2 separate regions of the Homo sapiens genome follow, and region 1 is linked to region 2. Evidence: read pairs that join two places in POLR2A ChIA-PET (ENCODE). Cell type or tissue: Panc1. All regions are shown on one strand. Each heading gives the region's core, and the rest is flanking DNA. Links, peaks and the distances in the headings are about the cores only. Region 1 overlaps AHCYL2 (adenosylhomocysteinase like 2). Region 2 overlaps IRF5 (interferon regulatory factor 5).

Region 1 (8,331 bases), core at 295-8,294, 320 kb after region 2:
TGCAAGGAGGCAGTGCCAGTACTAAACTTAATACCTCCGTCCTGTGTAGACACATCCACTTTGTTGAATGGAAAGCTGGCCTCTTACTACCCTTCAACTACTTTATTTTTTCTGATGACTTGTAATAAATACCGTCTACCTGGAAGTCAGTGTGTTACAATTAGAATGTGAGGATTAGAAGAAACTAATATAGGTAGGACTAGGAAAAAATAATAGGTTAGAGTGATAAAGTAAAAATTTTAAGAATACATGCAATAGTATAAAAATCAAAAGATATAAAAAGATTATGTATCAAATATAAAGCTCTTATCCTCTAGCCATCTGATTCCCTTCCTTGAGAGTAACTAGAATAGTTTCTTATGTCTTATTTATCTTTTAGGAGTAGCCTATGCATTTACAAGTGTATACATACTTTTTTGTCTTTCCTTGAATAAACCAATAAAATACTTATATCCTTTTGAAAATATACAAAAGGTAGCAGCATACAATACACACCATTTACCATTTTACATCTTGCTTCCCGCCCCCCACCCCCCACCCCCCCCCCGCCTTAATCTATCTTGTAGCTGCTTTGTTGTTTTTAAAGTCTATATAATATTTCATTGTATGGATGTACCATAATTTATGTAACCAGTTTTTTATTGTTGGTTATTTAAATTGTTTTCAATATTTTGCCCTTACAATCAATACTGTAATGAATATCTTTGGGTATATCTGTTGAACACCTATGTGAATTATGTGGAATAAATTCTCATAAGTAGAATTTCTTGTTCAAAAGGTTTTTTTTTTAATTGTATAAATATTGCCAAATGCAATAGAGGTTTTTACCAGTTAACACTTCCAACTAATAATGTGTGAATAAACTTTTTCTTAAATAAAACTGATTCTACAAACCGAGTCTTAGGAGAAAATAAAATTTATAAATAATAAAATTTTTATTGTGCTGTTGAATTGAAGAGGCATAGATAACCCCCTTTTGTCTTGACATGATCCTTTTGAGCAACCTCAGAGGAGCCCCTAGAGTTGCAGAGGCATAGACTGAAAACACCGATAACCAGCTCCCTTTATTTTATCTATGAAGAAGAGAGCTCTGAAGGGATGAAGCTGTTCCTCCAAGACCACCCAAAAAACAGAAAAACATGAACTATAGAACCCTCAGATAGGAATAGGAATGGCTTGGAAATGTATGCAGAAGTGTTTTGTGTAACAGGTAAACCCCAATTAATTACTTTTTGAGAATCAAACCTTTTTAAAATAACATTTGCTGTTTGATTTTGTTTTAGTAAGCTTCATGGTTAGTGGAGCCTTGGCAGCCTAAGGGATCCTTGGAGTGGAAAAGGGAACTTGGTGGTCAGAGACAAGGGAGGAAGTCCTACCTTCATATTTCTGACATGGTGACAACTGATATGAAGAGCAAAAGGGGCAAAGACTAGCAGAAGAGAATGAGGGGTGGAGGGGCAAAAGGGTCTCAAGTACCTACCCAGTGCCTGGTGCATGGTGGCTGCTCAGTAATGGTAGTTCCTTACTGGTGGAAGTATGGACTGGTCTGACCATTTTGAAGGATGGTACTTAATCAGATTATGCATTATGTATACCTTGTAACCCAGCAACTTTTTTCCTGTATATATACGTGAAAGAAGTTCTCACACAGGTTCATAAGGGGTCATTCATTTCAGTGTATTTGTTCTTGTGGAAAGTAATTTGTTGTCCATACCCTTTCCCCAGTGATGGGTAAAATGTGATCATAGATTTATACCTCAGTTTGAAGTAATGGTCTAGATGTGCACATGGCAGCCTAAGGATCTTAGAGACATAGTGCTGAGTAACAACAGAAAGAAAAGGAATGAGATATGTAACACAATAGCATTTATATACATTTTAAAATGTATGTAAGTAAAACATTACATACTTTACAAGAAAACATGTTAACACATTAAACACATTATAGTGATTGCCTGTGTTGTGGATGATAGGAGTGGAATAAAAGAATAAGCAAATAAGAGTAAAAATACACAAATGTAAAACTTCATTTCTGTATGGAGGTGATCTTTAAAGCATCTGTTGGATAATTAGGAGGACACCTACAGATCAGTACCCCTGTGTCTCCCATTCTCCCATTGTGGTTACCTTTGGGAGTAAAATTTCTGGTAACGAATTACCATTGGAATATTTTTTGTTGTTAATTTAACTGAAAGTAAATCAGATTCACAGTTCTCAATTTTTTTTTTTTTTTGCCTTTAAAAGGAAAAAAAAAAAGAATCCCCCATCCTTCACTTTTTCTGTTACTGTGTATTCTGTTGGATTGTTGCTTAAATACAAAATACTAACCTTATGCCTAATTTAGGTACTACGTGTATACCAGGACTACATGATATCCTTCTTAGAAGATAATACTTAGTGACATTAATAATTCATTGGGAGACTTCTCCATGTTCTTTTAGATAATTGCCTTTTCTGATTAAAGCTTGGAATGCCAATAGTTGGAATAAAGCAGTCACTTCTTTGATCTGTTACCCATTATAAAATTTATGTTATTTATCTTGCTTTTTTTTTTTTTTTTTTTACAAGAATCTCTGCTTATAGCAGATAAAAATACTGACTGACTTCCAGAGAGTTCCCTGAGATACCAGGTAAGATCTTGGATAGAATGGAGTGTAGGAAACAAACAGTTCCTATCGTAAGCAATTTTTGTTGCTAGAACAAAATCCTTTTGTAGGTCATGAACTTTTGAGTAGCCTGAGTTTTGAGTTAGCCTCAATTAAGGTTTTTGGTTGTTTTACCACCCAGGCTCCAGATTAGCAACTGGAGACAGGAGCTGTGATGGAATTAAAGTAACCGTGGCAACCATTATAATGTAAATGAGCCTTCTTGGGCAGGAAGTTGAGAGCGTGAGCACTTGTTAGGGCATTCCTTTATTACATCTACAACTAGAGCTGAGTAGCATTTTGCTATTTTAAAATCCTGCTCCTTGGACACCATCAAGTCCTGTGTTATTCCAACCTTCTTTTAGTTTTCTGAGAAACTAACACCAAACTAATATGTATATAAAATAGGAAATGAATCTCTGGTGTGCCTCCTTCATTCACATTAAGACCTCTTCTTCCTTTAATAACATTACCTTTTTCCCACTGCTTCTGGCAATAACACTCAGCACCAAGTCTCTGATAAACAAAGAAGGCCACTTAGGTTTTGAGAGATGTGGTGTGTACCTAGTATACTCTGATGGCCAAGATTTGGCTTATGGTGGAACAAGTGGTGCCAGGGCCCCTTCTTAAGCAGCACAGGAGCGACAAATCTTTGGTCTCAAATCTTAATTTTTTATATTAGTCTTTAAAATTTTAAATTATTTTAAAATTTTTTTCAATAAGTCTTTTGTACTCCTAACCTTTGAATTTCAAGTCATAAGATTGTAAGTTTTAGAGTATTAATGTAGGCTTACTCTTTGTGGATTTAGAGATTAGATGACTGGAGGAGAATAATAAAAGTGAAACTGAAGTAATTACCAAATGAGGTTGAGTTCTAAGTTAAGTACTGTACTTGTTTACTACCCCACAATGAGTCCAGTGATTTTAACAACAAGGCTTGTAAGCGAGAAGCTTAAGGTTCCTATTCAAGGTTAACTATTGTTATGATGTTGGTGCTAGGAAAATAACTTCCCTCAACCTCAGTTTTTCTCTTTGTAAAGGAAGAGTGAAAACGACGACTCACTCTGTTGTGGGGAAATACTTACAAAAGGAAATAAAATTTAACTAGTAGTATGGTCAAGAATGTCAGCTGAGGTTGGCCAGGCGAGGTAGCTCACATCTGTAATTCCAGTGCTTTGGGAGGTTGAAGCAGGCAGATCATCTGAGGTCAGGAGTTCGAGACCAGCCTGGCCAACATGGTGAAACCCTGTCTTTGCTAAAAATACAAAACTAGCTGGGCATGGTGGCATGTGCCTGTAATCCCAGCTACTTGGGAGACTGAGGCAGGAGAATCGCTTGAACCCAGGAGGCGAAGGTTGCAGTGAGCCGAGATCATGCCTTTGCCCTCCAGCCTGGGCAACGTGAGTGAAACTCCATCTCAAAAAAAAAAAAAAAAAGCTGATATAAGACAAATTCTGATTTTTAAGGTAATGTGCCTTAGTTATGCCTGCTTAGCTTGTGCCAGTTAAGGCTTTTTACTTTGATTTTAAGTTTCCTTCCTCCTACTTCATCCTTTTGTTGAGTTGTCATTCAGATCACAACAGATACTCTTGTATAACTGTCTTTGTTGGCTTAGTCTTCAACAGGTGGATTGATCTTGGACTTCAAATATTTGAGCATTTACTATATGCAAAGCTTGGAACTGGGTGCATAGGGAATAAATATAAAATGTATACAAGTGTGATTCCTGCCCTTCAATATACAATCATTCAAATACTTGTAGACAGTTCTGCTCTTACTTTTCCTACCCCAGATAGTCTCTTCTCCATGGAAATCATTCCTGCTTCTCTTAATCATTCTTCATATGATGTAGTCGGCCAGGCCATTACTACCATCCTGGCTATCAGCATCACTTGTAAGAGGTCATGTTTCAAATTATAATTCTCAGGGTGTTGCTTGACCTGTTTCATATTTCAAATTATAATTCTCAGGGTGTTGCTTGACCTGTTTCAATTTTCTTCCTTGTTCAGGTCACTGTACTGTTATTTTATTACCTATGAATTTGTATTAACTTTTAAGCTGTCAATTCAGTACAAAGGCCCACCTTGAGCTTACAGTCAACTGAACTCTCATCAACACATGTTAAAATTGGTTTCAATTTTTTTTTTTTGAGACGGAGTCTTGCCCTGTCACCCAGGCTGGAGTGCAGTGGCACGATCTCTGCTCACTGCAACCTCCGCCTCCTGGGTTCAAGTGATTCTCCTGCCTCAGCCTCCCGAGTAGCTGGGATTACAGGCGTACGCCACCACCCTCGGCTAATTTTTTGTATCTTTAGTAGAGACAGTGTTTCACCATGTTGGGCAGGCTGGTCTCGAACTCCTGACCTTAAGTGATCTGCCCATCTCGGCCTCCCAAAGTGCTGGGATTACAGGCGTGAGCCACCGTACCTGGCCTGAAATGGATTTCTTATTCGCTGTATACTTCTAAAAAATAAATGCATGTATATTTACCCTTGATAAATTTTATTTTGTATTTTCAGCACGTTGTTTCTATATGTTCAGATATTTGATCTTTTATAATCTTTAATGATATCTCTTATATCTTTAATGGTATTATTTAATCTTTATAGATAGGTTTAGATCACCAGAAAATTTATAAGCTACCATTTAAATCTTCACAATATTGATAAACATCTACTAAGATAAGGCCAAATAGAGAGTTCTGTGGCAACTGTTAGTTACTTCTTTCCAGATTTACATTAAACAATTGATTAATAATCTTAGAATCGTTGTTCAACCAATTGTAAATCTATCACTTAACTAGCATAAGAAAGTTAATCTTGATTTCAGCAATATGTATTGGACCTACTTTATGTTATTTCTCTGATCTCTTAGTCTAATACTTTTGTCAAAAGTAAAATGAGGTTAGCATGATTGTTTTTCTTGGTGAACCCCATTCTGACTCACTGTGTTCTCTGTACCCCTTCCCTACCCCACCGTAGGCTAACATAGGAAATCTTTGTTAAACCCTTAATCTATGATTTCAATAATCTAGTCTCTTTTTTTCCTTTGAAATTGAGAAAATTAAAATTGCACTTTATTGTTTCTAGTCTTCTAGCTTCTCTTCCATTTTTCATGAGAGATCATGGAGATCTTAGGCTGTAATTTATCTGGTTCTAGATATTTGCATTTACTAAAAGCTACTGGGTGCTCTTTTATTATCTTTTCTCCTATTTCAGGCTTCAGTTTCCTCTTAACCATTTGCATTCTCTTTTCAGTATGGAAAGTTACTCTGGATAAAGAAAATGCAAGCAAAATAAGAGTTGAATAGGTTTGATTTTCTGTATTATTTTTTAACATGGTAGAAGGGCCTGTCTCATATTTTTGCATATAACATCACTGAAAAAAGACTATATGTTTGCACTTTTCATAAGCTTATATTGATATTCTATTATGTGCCAGGCACTGCATTAGATTCTTGGGCTCCAAATATAAATAAGATATGGTCTCTGTTCTCAAGGAGGTCACAATATAATTGGAGAGATACGTATTTATATAAATATTTACTGTATAGCAAGAGCCGCTGGCCAGGATCAGAAAACATACTTTGAGGGTTAGAAAAATAAGACAGGGATTTATGCTGAATAAGGTGGCGAAATGTACATTTTCAATAAGCTATAGGAGGAGTCATGAATATTTATGAAAGGAGAAACATGTACATGCACAGTTGAGCTTCTTACCCCTTTATGGGTTGCATGTACAGAGAAAAGGCAGTATTAGCATGATCCAAGGGTGGAGTTTTTGAGCCTCTGGCCTCAAAAGGTGAAGCAGAGGACATGAAAAGCCTCACTGCGCATCCTCTGTAGACTGGCCAGAACCACTCCGTGGTTGGTGGTCTCCTATTAGGAAGGAATGCTGGTTGGTGGTTGTGAGGAAACCACAAGAGGGAGGGGCAATGTCAGGAGGTTGGTTTATATTAGCAGTGGAGCAAGTAAAAAGGCTGGTTTCTGTTTAACCCTTAGGAAAGAAGCCTAATGCTGGGCAGCAAGGGATGGGTATAATGAGGTGTGTCTGACCTTTCACTTGGTCATGGCTGGGAACTCAGATTTCAGGGCTTCTCTGGGGTCTCCTTGGCCAAGAGATGGTCACTTCAGTCAGTTGGGGGGCTTAGAATTTTATTTCTCAGGAGGAACAACATTCCTTTTTATGAAGAATAGCATATAATAAGCTGACATGAAAATGGAGGGTAAAGGCTACCTGATGTGTTTAGAAATCTTAAAATAATCCAGGATGGTTGGAATACGGAATAGGAGTCCCAAGAAATGAGGCTGGAGGTGGGACCATAAAAGAAAGGGCCTTATATTCTTTGCTAGAATTTGGACTCCAGGAGGCACAGGAGTATCACCGAAGGGTTTTAAGCTGGGGATGTGATCAAAACCAAGCCTGTCTAGTCAGTCCTTCCTTATGACATACTATATAATTAAGTTTAGTCTGTTATGTTGTGGTTACAAACAGTCCCCATATTTTAGTGGCTTACAATAACAAGGATTTATTTTTTGCTCATACTGCATGTCCATTGTGTAGCTTTGTTCCAAGACTTAGGCTAGATGCTCATATCTGAGACATTTTCTCTTGTATTAGAGATAAATAAGGCATGGTAGAACCACACCATTTCTCTGAAAGTTTCTGTTCAGAAGTGGGATGTGTCATTTCCTCTTACTTCCCAGCGTCATTGGCTAAAGCAAGTCATGTGGCCAAACTTGATATCAACTGGACCAGTTGTCTAATTCTCCACCAGGAAGGAGCAGTGATTTTTGAATAATAATGGCATCTATTTACATGTATCAAATTTTATTTCTTTGCTTTCCGGGATTACCTGGGAGCATCTGGTGACTGTGTTCCCAGTGACTTGAAGTAGCTTGAGGGAATAAAGCTAGTTGTAGGCAGAGAAACGAGAGACAAGAAAATGTCCTGGCAGCTTTAATTTGTTTCTCTTCTCCCTGAGGCTGTCCTGGTTCCTGAAATTTTCCTTTGTGTCTGTAAGCTAATAGGAGAGTGTCATGATCAGATGTGCATTTTAGCAAGATTACTTCAGATGCAATATGGAGAATGGGGAGAATGCATTCGAGTAAAAGCAGGAAGAACAGTTAGTGCCTTGTGTAGAAAGAATTTTTAGTAATCTGTTTCAGATATAGAAGGACAAACTAAGGGCCTGGCAATAGAAATGTGGGATTCTTTTAGAGTTACCTCTGAGTCCTGGCTATTGTGGGGAGAAATAAAAGAGAAGGAAGAGAGTTATGTCCAGGTAAGGCATTTGAGTAGATGGTGGTGCCATTCACCAACATAAGGGGTAAAACAGGTCAGAGGAGAAGATATTTTATTTTATTTTATTTTTTATTTTTTTGAGACGGAGTCATGCTCTGTCGCCTAGGCTGGAGTGCAGTGGCGCCATCTCGGCTCACTGCAAGCTCCACCTCCTGGCTTCACACCATTCTCCTGCTTCAGCCTCCTAAGTAGCTGGGACTACAGGCACCCGCCACCATGCCCGGCTAATTTTTTGTATTTTTAGTAGAGACGGGGTTTCACCTTGTTAGCCAGGATGGTCTCAATCTCCTGACCTCGTGATCCACCCGCCTCAGCCTCCCAAAGTGCGGGATTACAGGCGTGAGCCACTGCGCCCGGCCAGTAGAAGATATTTTAGACATTGA
Region 2 (8,331 bases), core at 163-8,162:
ATCACCCCTTTTTATCTAAAGGCCCTACTTTGGGGTTTTTCCCCTGTACCCTGGTCTTCCCCTACCCTGACCCTGGGAGGAAGCTGAAAGAAGCTTCTTTCTGGGCACCTTTTGCCCCAGAGCCTCAGCCTGTCTGGACCAGGTGGGCAGCAGGGCCCAGGGTGTGGGCAGCTGACCCGGAGGGGTGGGATTTGGGGGTCAGGGCCTGTACAGGGAACCCCTTGTCCTCTCCCTGAGCTGGGTGTGGGTTTGCAAGGAGACATGTGACCCAGACCAACCCTGGGAGCAGCAGGGCGCCTGCTGTCTGGCCACTCTTACTAGGACTGCTGTGGCACTTCCTCCCCTAGTGGGTCCCTGGTGCCCATGAATTGCAGCTCCTGGGTGGTGGTGGGGGCACTGTCTCCTGGGACTCCAGCATGGCCCTGGGGTGAGCTGTGGGCTTACCCCACCTCAGCAGGTCCTCTAGGGCTGCCCACTGGATGCTTCGCTGCCTCACACAATTGTAGGGACTTCCTCAGGCTGTTGGATTTCCCCACCTTCCGGGGCTCAGGTCCATTGACTTAGGTCTAGGGCTCCATACATTTCACCCAGAGACTCCGGAGCCTGGCAGGCAGACCTGTTCTGACACCGAACTTCCAAAGTCATGGGCCTTGATTGGGGTGGTCTGAATTAGACCTAGCCCTTTTCTGGGCAGAAGGGAGCTTCTAGGAGGATGGATGCTGTTCGGGTTAGAGCTCGTGTGGACCTAGCTGCAGGCAAAAGCCTTGAGGCTGAGTCCCTTCTGTGGCATGGTGGACAGACTCTCGCTCATCACAGCCGGGCTTGTCACGGGAGCTCCTCCTCCACACCCCTCCCTAAGCTGCCTGTATGGACGCGGCCCTCTGACACTGAGGTCGGAGTTATCATTTCAAAACCTTGCTCTGTATTAAACAGCCGTGTTGGGCAGGGCCAGACTGCTGGACTGACAGTAGGGGGCAGGCAGCCGGACCCTCTGAGCTCCCCAACGGCACCAGCGCCTGCACGGCCTCAGCCCAGGGGGTCATTAGGGAAGCTCTCCCCGATTCTGTGCAGACAGAGCTTCCTCTGTCCACCCTTGCTCGGCCAGAATTGTGTGCCGCTGGTGACTGGCACCCCTCTATTCTAGGGCCAAGGCCTCTCAGGGGTCTACAGATACAACTATGGGTGGGTGCACACCCATGTTATAAACCACACTAAATGCACAAAAACTGTCTGCAAGTTTGGGGTGCGGGGAACAGCTCTGGGTGGGAGGTTGGAAATTTGGTCTGGGGGACCCACTCGGCTCCCTCCCTCAGCCCACAGTGAGTCTGGTTTCTGAGTTGTCCCGGTCTAGCCACTTTCGTTTCCCCTGGGGCCGGGTGGAGGCTGGGGCAGAAAGCGGAACTGAGCCCGCGTGTTCTGAGGCCAGGGCAGGGCTGGAGCGTTCTGAACACCTCCCCGTCCCAGCCCCTGGGCCAGGCAAGGGCCGGCCTTACCTCTCCTGGGTTGGTGGCAGCAGAGCTGGGCTCTGAGGGAGGCCTGCAATGTGAGACAGTAGCAGCTCAGAGGCGGCACTAGGCAGGTGCAACCCCAAAAGGTACTGGGCAGGGAATTTCAGGGGAAACTGAGGCTCCATGCTGCAAGGCCAAAGCAGGCCCAGACACAGGGAGTTCAGCTCGAACGTTTGCTCCTTACTTGCTGACCGACACATTCACTTCTGATGGGCTGTGCTGTGTAATGACCCAGTCCTTTCTGTCTTCCACCCAGGGGTCTCAAGTGAAGGGCCAAGGGCATGGGTAAGGGGAGGAGAGGGACAGAAGGGGACTCAGGACTGTGGAGAGTTTCCGGTTCTGGGCTGGAGAGGGAGTTGGGCAGGTGAAGGGGAGGAGGCAGGGTCCCTCTGGCCTGACTCCAGGGAGGCAGTGAAGCTGTGGCCTGGGAGGCGGGGCTCGTGCCCCTGGGTAGGTAGCAGTTAGAGCTGTGGCTTCTGTTTCCTGTAGCCTTCCTAACAGGCTCCGGCAGGCGTTAGGGCCTTCCTAAGTGCTACCCGAATGCGTGTCCAGTGGGAGGAGAAGGGGGAGGACCAAGAACCTAGATGAATGGCCCTAGAGAGGTAACATCTGTTTGGTGCCTGCTGTCATTGGAGGTGGGTTGAGTTGGTTGATGGGATTTCTCTAAAGATATTGAGAAACTGCTTTCCTCTGAGGGCAGGTGTCCTTGGGAGCTCCAGATGAGATTCTTGTTGAGGGCATCTCCGGAGGGAACTCTCAGGGGATGGAGGGTGAGAAAACTTGGGCAGGGAAGAATCGAACTAGGGGTGTAGACTGAGCAGGAGGCTGTCTTCGGGCTGATCCCACAGAGCGCTCGCTGTCCCAGGTAGCCAGCTTGAGACAAGACAGCCGGGCTTTTGGTGTCAGGCAGTCACTGGCTGTGGGCTGCCCCCCAAGAGCAAGGGGTGGGCCTAACCTGTGGTGTGAGTAGTGGAAGGCGGTTCTCTGGCCAACGGGCTGCTTGCTGCTGTTAGCAGTTGGAGAATGGATGCCTCTGCCCGGTAAAGGGCACCTGGGGCCGCGCCCGCAGCATTCACTAACTCGTAACTCTCCTTCCCTTCCTCCAAACACAAAATTCCATGACACTAGACAAGAAAGCTGATGCTTGGAAAAGAGAATTGGCCTTAAATACCTAGATGGACTGGAGAGACCATCCTTTGTGGTCCATAGCTTGACCTCTGAGTACCCTGTCCCCATCCACCTGCAGACCTGCTGAGGCTCCCCTCTGGCTTTCTCCTGCAGACCCCTCTGCCATGAACCAGTCCATCCCAGTGGCTCCCACCCCACCCCGCCGCGTGCGGCTGAAGCCCTGGCTGGTGGCCCAGGTGAACAGCTGCCAGTACCCAGGGCTTCAATGGGTCAACGGGGAAAAGAAATTATTCTGCATCCCCTGGAGGCATGCCACAAGGCATGGTCCCAGCCAGGACGGAGATAACACCATCTTCAAGGTAAGCCCCGGGGAGGAGGTTGGCTGGACCTCCAGGGCACCCTGTCCCCAGAAGAGGAGCGCACATAACGCACACAGGCAGCTCCTCGAGGCTGGCCACCCGCCCAGCTACCATGCTGCTGCTGATGCCGGGCCCGGACTAAGGGGATGCAGACGTAGACACAGGGTACACCTTTTTCCTTTTTTTTTTTTTTTAAGACAGAGTCTCGCTCTGTAGCCCAGGCTGGAGTGCAGTGGCACGATCTCAGCTCACTGCAACCTCTGCCTCCTGGGTTCAAGCAATTCTCCTGCCTCAGCCTCCTGAGTAGCTGGGATTACAGGCATGAGCCACCACGCCTGGCCTAGGGCACATCTTTTCTAACCTGCACCCTAGAGCATCGTGGGGACTGAGGGTCCCCAGAAGGCCTTCCCATAACTCGTCCTACTCACCCTTTGCTCGTCTCACTCCTATTACTCATGAGGACTTGTTCAGTGCACGCATATGCTAAAGGAAGCCAACGATCATCATCTTTCTAAAAATTTTATTTTTAAATTAGTATATATTTATGGGGTACACAGTGGTGATTTGATAAGCACAGTGATCAGATCAGGTACTTAGCATATCCATAATCTCAAACATTTGTCATTTCTTTGTGTTGGGAACAAACTATTTTTAATATAAGATTCAGATACATCATCAATCTTTCAATTGTTTAAATTTTCTAATTTTTTTTAGAGACAGGGCCTCACACTGTTGACCAGATTCCAATTTTTTTTTTTTTTTTTTTTTTTTTTTTGAGACAGGGTCTCACTCTGTCACCCAGGCTGGAGTGCAGTGGCTTGATCTCAGCTCACTGCAGCCTCGACCTCCCAGGCTCAGGTGAGTCTCCCATCTCAACCTCCTTGAGTAGCTGGGATTACAGGTGCCTGCCACCACAACTGGCTAATTTTTTGTACTTTTAGTAGAGACTTTGCCATGTTGCCCAGGCTGGTCTTGAACTCCTGGACTCAAGCAATCCACCCACCTCAGCCTCCCAGAGTGCTGGGATTACAGGTGTGAGCCACCATGCCCGGCCCAATCTTTTTTTTTAATTGATGTACTACAACTGTACATATATACTCTTTTTTTTTTTTTTTGAGATGAGTTGTTGCTCTGTTGCCTAGTGTTGCACCATTGGTGAGCAGTGGTGCAGTCATAGCACAACCTCCAACTCAGCTCAAGTGATCCTCCAGTCTCAGCTTCCTGAGTAGCCGTGACTACAGGTGCATGCCACCATGCCCAGCTAATTTTTTTTTTTTTTTTTGAGATGGAGTCTTGCTTTTTCACCCTAGCTGGAGTGCAATGGCACAATCTCAGCTCACTGCAACCTCTGCCACCTGGGTTCAAGCAATTCTCCTGCCTCAGCCTCCCGAGTAGCTAGGATTACAGGCACCTGCCACCATGCCCGGCTAATTTTTTTTTTTTTTTTTTTTTTTTTTTTTTTTTTTGTATTTTTGGTAAAGACAGGGTTTCACCCTGTTGGCCAGGCTGGTCTTGAACTCCTGACCTCATGATCCACCTGCCTTGGCCTCCCAAAGTGCTGGGATTACAGGCGTGAGCCACCGTGCCCAGCCTAATTTTTTGATTTTGATATTTGTAAAGATGAGGTCTCACTTTGTTGCCCAGGCTGGTCTCAAGCTCATGGGCTCAAGTGATCCTCCCACCTCAGCCTCCTGAGTAGCTGGTATCACAGGCGCAAGCCACTGTGCTCTCTCCAATAATCTTAATGCTAGGATGTACCTCGCATAATAGTTTTTGCTTACATTTTAGTTTTTTTGCACATGTGTGTATATGGAATGCAAAATTGGAATCAAGTGAATATCTTGATTTATAGCCTGGATTTTTTTCACCCAATATCAGGATCAGCTTTCCTTTCCAACATACGTCCACATCACTTTTCGTGACTGTAGAATTTCCACTGGAATGGTTTAGCACAATTTGGTCACTGAGTCTTGGTTTTTAGATACTTGAGATTGCTTTTAAAACCTGAACTTAAAAACCACATTGTCATGTAGGCTGTCTTAATGCTTCCCTTTTTTTCATCCTCAATTATTTTGGGGGTTGATTTCCTAGAGTTGAAAATTGCTGGGTCAAAGGCAATGCTTATTTTTTAAAACTTTGGGTACATATTTTCTTAGTTTTTGGGCTTGATCCTTACCTTTCCAAAATTCTTTTGCTAATCCATTTATTTTGTATAGGTAATACAGTCACAAAATTCAACATTAAAAGGCATAGAATGGTTTAGAGCAAAAAGTCTCCCTCCTTCCCTGGTTCATCACCACCCACTCCCCTCCCTAGCCTTTCCCTAGAGGCAGCCGTGTTGTCATTTTCTTGTTTAGCCTTCCTGAGAGATTTTTATGCACATGTAAGCAAATATGGAACTATCCTTTCCTCTACTTTTCATAAGAAATGCTAGATATCTGCATATTTGTCTAGACTTAATACTTCTTGACGATTGCTACATGTCAGCTTATAAACAGTTTCCTGCTTTTTCTTTTTTTGTGCTGCCCAGTATTTTTCATTCAATGGGTTGGCCGTAATTTCACCAGCCCCTCATTGATGGATGTTGCATTGGGTATTTTGGGTCATCTTTTACACACAGCACTGCTGCGAATAACTTTGTGTGTGCAATATTTTGTGTGAATGCTTCTATGATATTTAGGATGAATTCCTAGAAATCAAATAGCTGGGTTAAAAGGTAGAAAGAAATGTTGGTAACCCTCACCTCACCTAATTGCCATTCAAAATAATACCAACAGCTCCAGTGTCTCGAGCCTGTCCTATGTGCAGGTTTAGCTCTGAGTGCTTTACGGACATCAACTCCCCTCATCTTTTTTGAGATAGGGTATCACTCTGTCGTCCAGGCTGGAGTGCAGAGCATAATCATGGCTCACTGCAGCCTTGAACTCCCCAGCTCAAGCAATCCTCTCACCTCAGCCTCCTGAGTAGCTGGGACCACAGGCACCCACCACTATGCCCAGCTAATTTTTTGTAAAGACAGGAGTCTCGTTATGTTGCCTAGGCTGGACTCCAACTCCTGGGCTCAAGCAGTCCTCCCACCTTGGCCTCCCAAAATGTTGGGATTACAGGTGCGAGCCACTGTGCCCAGCCAACATCAACCCCTTGAGTCTTCGCTGCCACTCCATGAGGTGGGCAACTGTGAGGAGATCAAGACAAAGGGAGGCAGTGACATGGCCTGGCACACAGCTGGCGGGGGGCACTTCCAGATTCAAACCCAGCCTGGCTCCAGGGTGCTCACCCTTATCCCGCACGCTGTCCTCCTTAGAGATCACACTGTTTCACCCTCCCAGGAGCAGGGACTATGGATGCATCTCATAGCCCCTAGATTTCATGTAGCTTGCTGGCAGCCTGAGGGCTGGGGCAGGACTGTGGCAGACTCCCACGCTGCAAACCAGGTCTGGGGCTCAGCGAGGCTCAGCCTGTAGCCGAAGTTCTCCCCACACAGTAGAGTCTCCTATGGGACAGGAGGCAGACTGGGGCTGTGGCAGGGATGAGGTTCTCTGTGGTCGGCTATTTCTTCCTGCCCCAGGCCTGGGCCAAGGAGACAGGGAAATACACCGAAGGCGTGGATGAAGCCGATCCGGCCAAGTGGAAGGCCAACCTGCGCTGTGCCCTTAACAAGAGCCGGGACTTCCGCCTCATCTACGACGGGCCCCGGGACATGCCACCTCAGCCCTACAAGATCTACGAGGTCTGCTCCAATGGCCCTGCTCCCACAGGTATCAGGCCTAGCCCTCTGTGGGCCACCTGGGAGGCTGTGCAATGTCCTGGCCCCCAGCCATGAGCTCTTGGGTGCAGGCAGGCCAAGGGCCCCTCTAGCAGGCAGTGGTCCAGGAAACGATGCGGGGGCTCCCGCTAGGTCATGACACCCAGGGCTTCCAGGAGTGGCTGGGATGGGTCACTGGCATATCAGGAATGGCTTGGCGTGCAGTCAGGGACCTGGGTGCTTCTTCCTTACCATTGCCCTCGTTTTGGCTTCTGGCTCCAGCCTAGGTCTCATGGCCCATGGAGTCGGGGAGGTCTTTCCCAATCCTGGTGGCTGTGCCCTCCACCTCGCCCTGTGTTGGGGGCAGCTTTGGGGAAGGCAGAAGCTGCATAGGAGCTACAGGCAGCCTCTCAGGGGATCTTGCTTCTCCTCCGACATTGACTCCTTTACTGCCCTGCTTTTCTCTCCCTGCTGTGCAGACTCCCAGCCCCCTGAGGATTACTCTTTTGGTGCAGGAGAGGAGGAGGAAGAAGAGGAAGAGGTGAGTGTGGGTTGAGGAGGCAGGTGGAGCCCTGGACGAGCTCTCTGCTGTCCCCATCGGCCTTAGGTTTCCGCAGCCCCACTCCCATGGAGCCCCGTGGCCCTCTCAATAGTTCTCCTTGTTTCTTCTCCTGGGATTCTGAACGATAGGAGCACAGTCCCCACCTGCTCCTTCCCAGGGCATTGTCATTACCCTGTGTGTGTGACCCACGCAGCAGTTGGGGCTTGGTAGGTCTGACTCCCTGCAGAAGGCAAATGAGGAAAGTGAGGCAAAGGGCTTTTCTGACCTGCCTGGGATGGACGAGCTGGGACCGGAGGCAGGGTCTTGCCTGAGCTAAACTGAGGCTAGGGGAGTTGCCTCATAGTTCTCGCCTGTTATTTCCCCAGCCCCAGGTCAGTGGAATAACCTGTCCTCCTTTCTCTCCCATCTCTTCCCTCCCTTGCTGGTGGTGTCCCTTCAGCTGCAGAGGATGTTGCCAAGCCTGAGCCTCACAGGTGGGGCCGGGAGGTGGTGGTTGGGGGTCTAGTATACAGAGAAGCTATAGGTACCATAGGTACCTGGAAGGGGGCTGATGGGAGGCTAGGGTGGCCCAGGGCTGGGAGGAGGTGTGCCTGGGAGGCAGTTCGTGGAGGTGGCACTGACAGCCGTCCACACGCACTCTCTGTAGATGCAGTGCAGTCTGGCCCCCACATGACACCCTATTCTTTACTCAAAGAGGATGTCAAGTGGCCGCCCACTCTGCAGCCGCCCACTCTGCGGCCGCCTACTCTGCAGCCGCCCACTCTGCAGCCGCCCGTGGTGCTGGGTCCCCCTGCTCCAGACCCCAGCCCCCTGGCTCCTCCCCCTGGCAACCCTGCTGGCTTCAGGGAGCTTCTCTCTGAGGTCCTGGAGCCTGGGCCCCTGCCTGCCAGCCTGCCCCCTGCAGGCGAACAGCTCCTGCCAGACCTGCTGATCAGCCCCCACATGCTGCCTCGTAAGGACCCATGGCTGGGCACGGGGAAGCAGTGCTGGGGGATTGGGGTAGGATTGGCAAGGAGGGTGGAGGGTGCT

Evidence for each region. ChIA-PET counts read pairs that join two places held together with the same protein. Peaks named below come from ENCODE experiments on the same cell type or tissue, not always from the same donor. Only the 100,000 strongest peaks of a DNase experiment are listed, where the experiment ranks them.
Region 1: POLR2A ChIA-PET joins it to region 2 with 11 read pairs; 2 of 35 experiments call an interaction of 5 or more read pairs at or near these places.

What each region holds. Positions count from the first base shown.
Region 1 is chr7:129,256,013-129,264,343 of GRCh38, forward strand. All of the region lies in intron 1 of AHCYL2 (adenosylhomocysteinase like 2), which reads left to right. Among named protein-coding and RNA genes, the nearest start is that of AHCYL2, 35 kb to the left of the region's middle. In Panc1, for the core only: no CTCF peak of the experiment used is centred there; no DNase peak of the experiment used is centred there.
Region 2 is chr7:128,939,282-128,947,612 of GRCh38, forward strand. It overlaps IRF5 (interferon regulatory factor 5), which reads left to right. Exons shown (of 9, transcript NM_001098629.3): 2 at 2,790-2,995; 3 at 6,564-6,753; 4 at 7,220-7,281; 5 at 7,742-7,775; 6 at 7,949-8,254. The coding sequence starts at 2,801. Among named protein-coding and RNA genes, the nearest start is that of IRF5, 5.5 kb to the left of the region's middle. RefSeq lists enhancers at 1,113-1,342, 1,453-1,502. In Panc1, for the core only: no CTCF peak of the experiment used is centred there; a DNase peak (open chromatin) is centred at 4,159.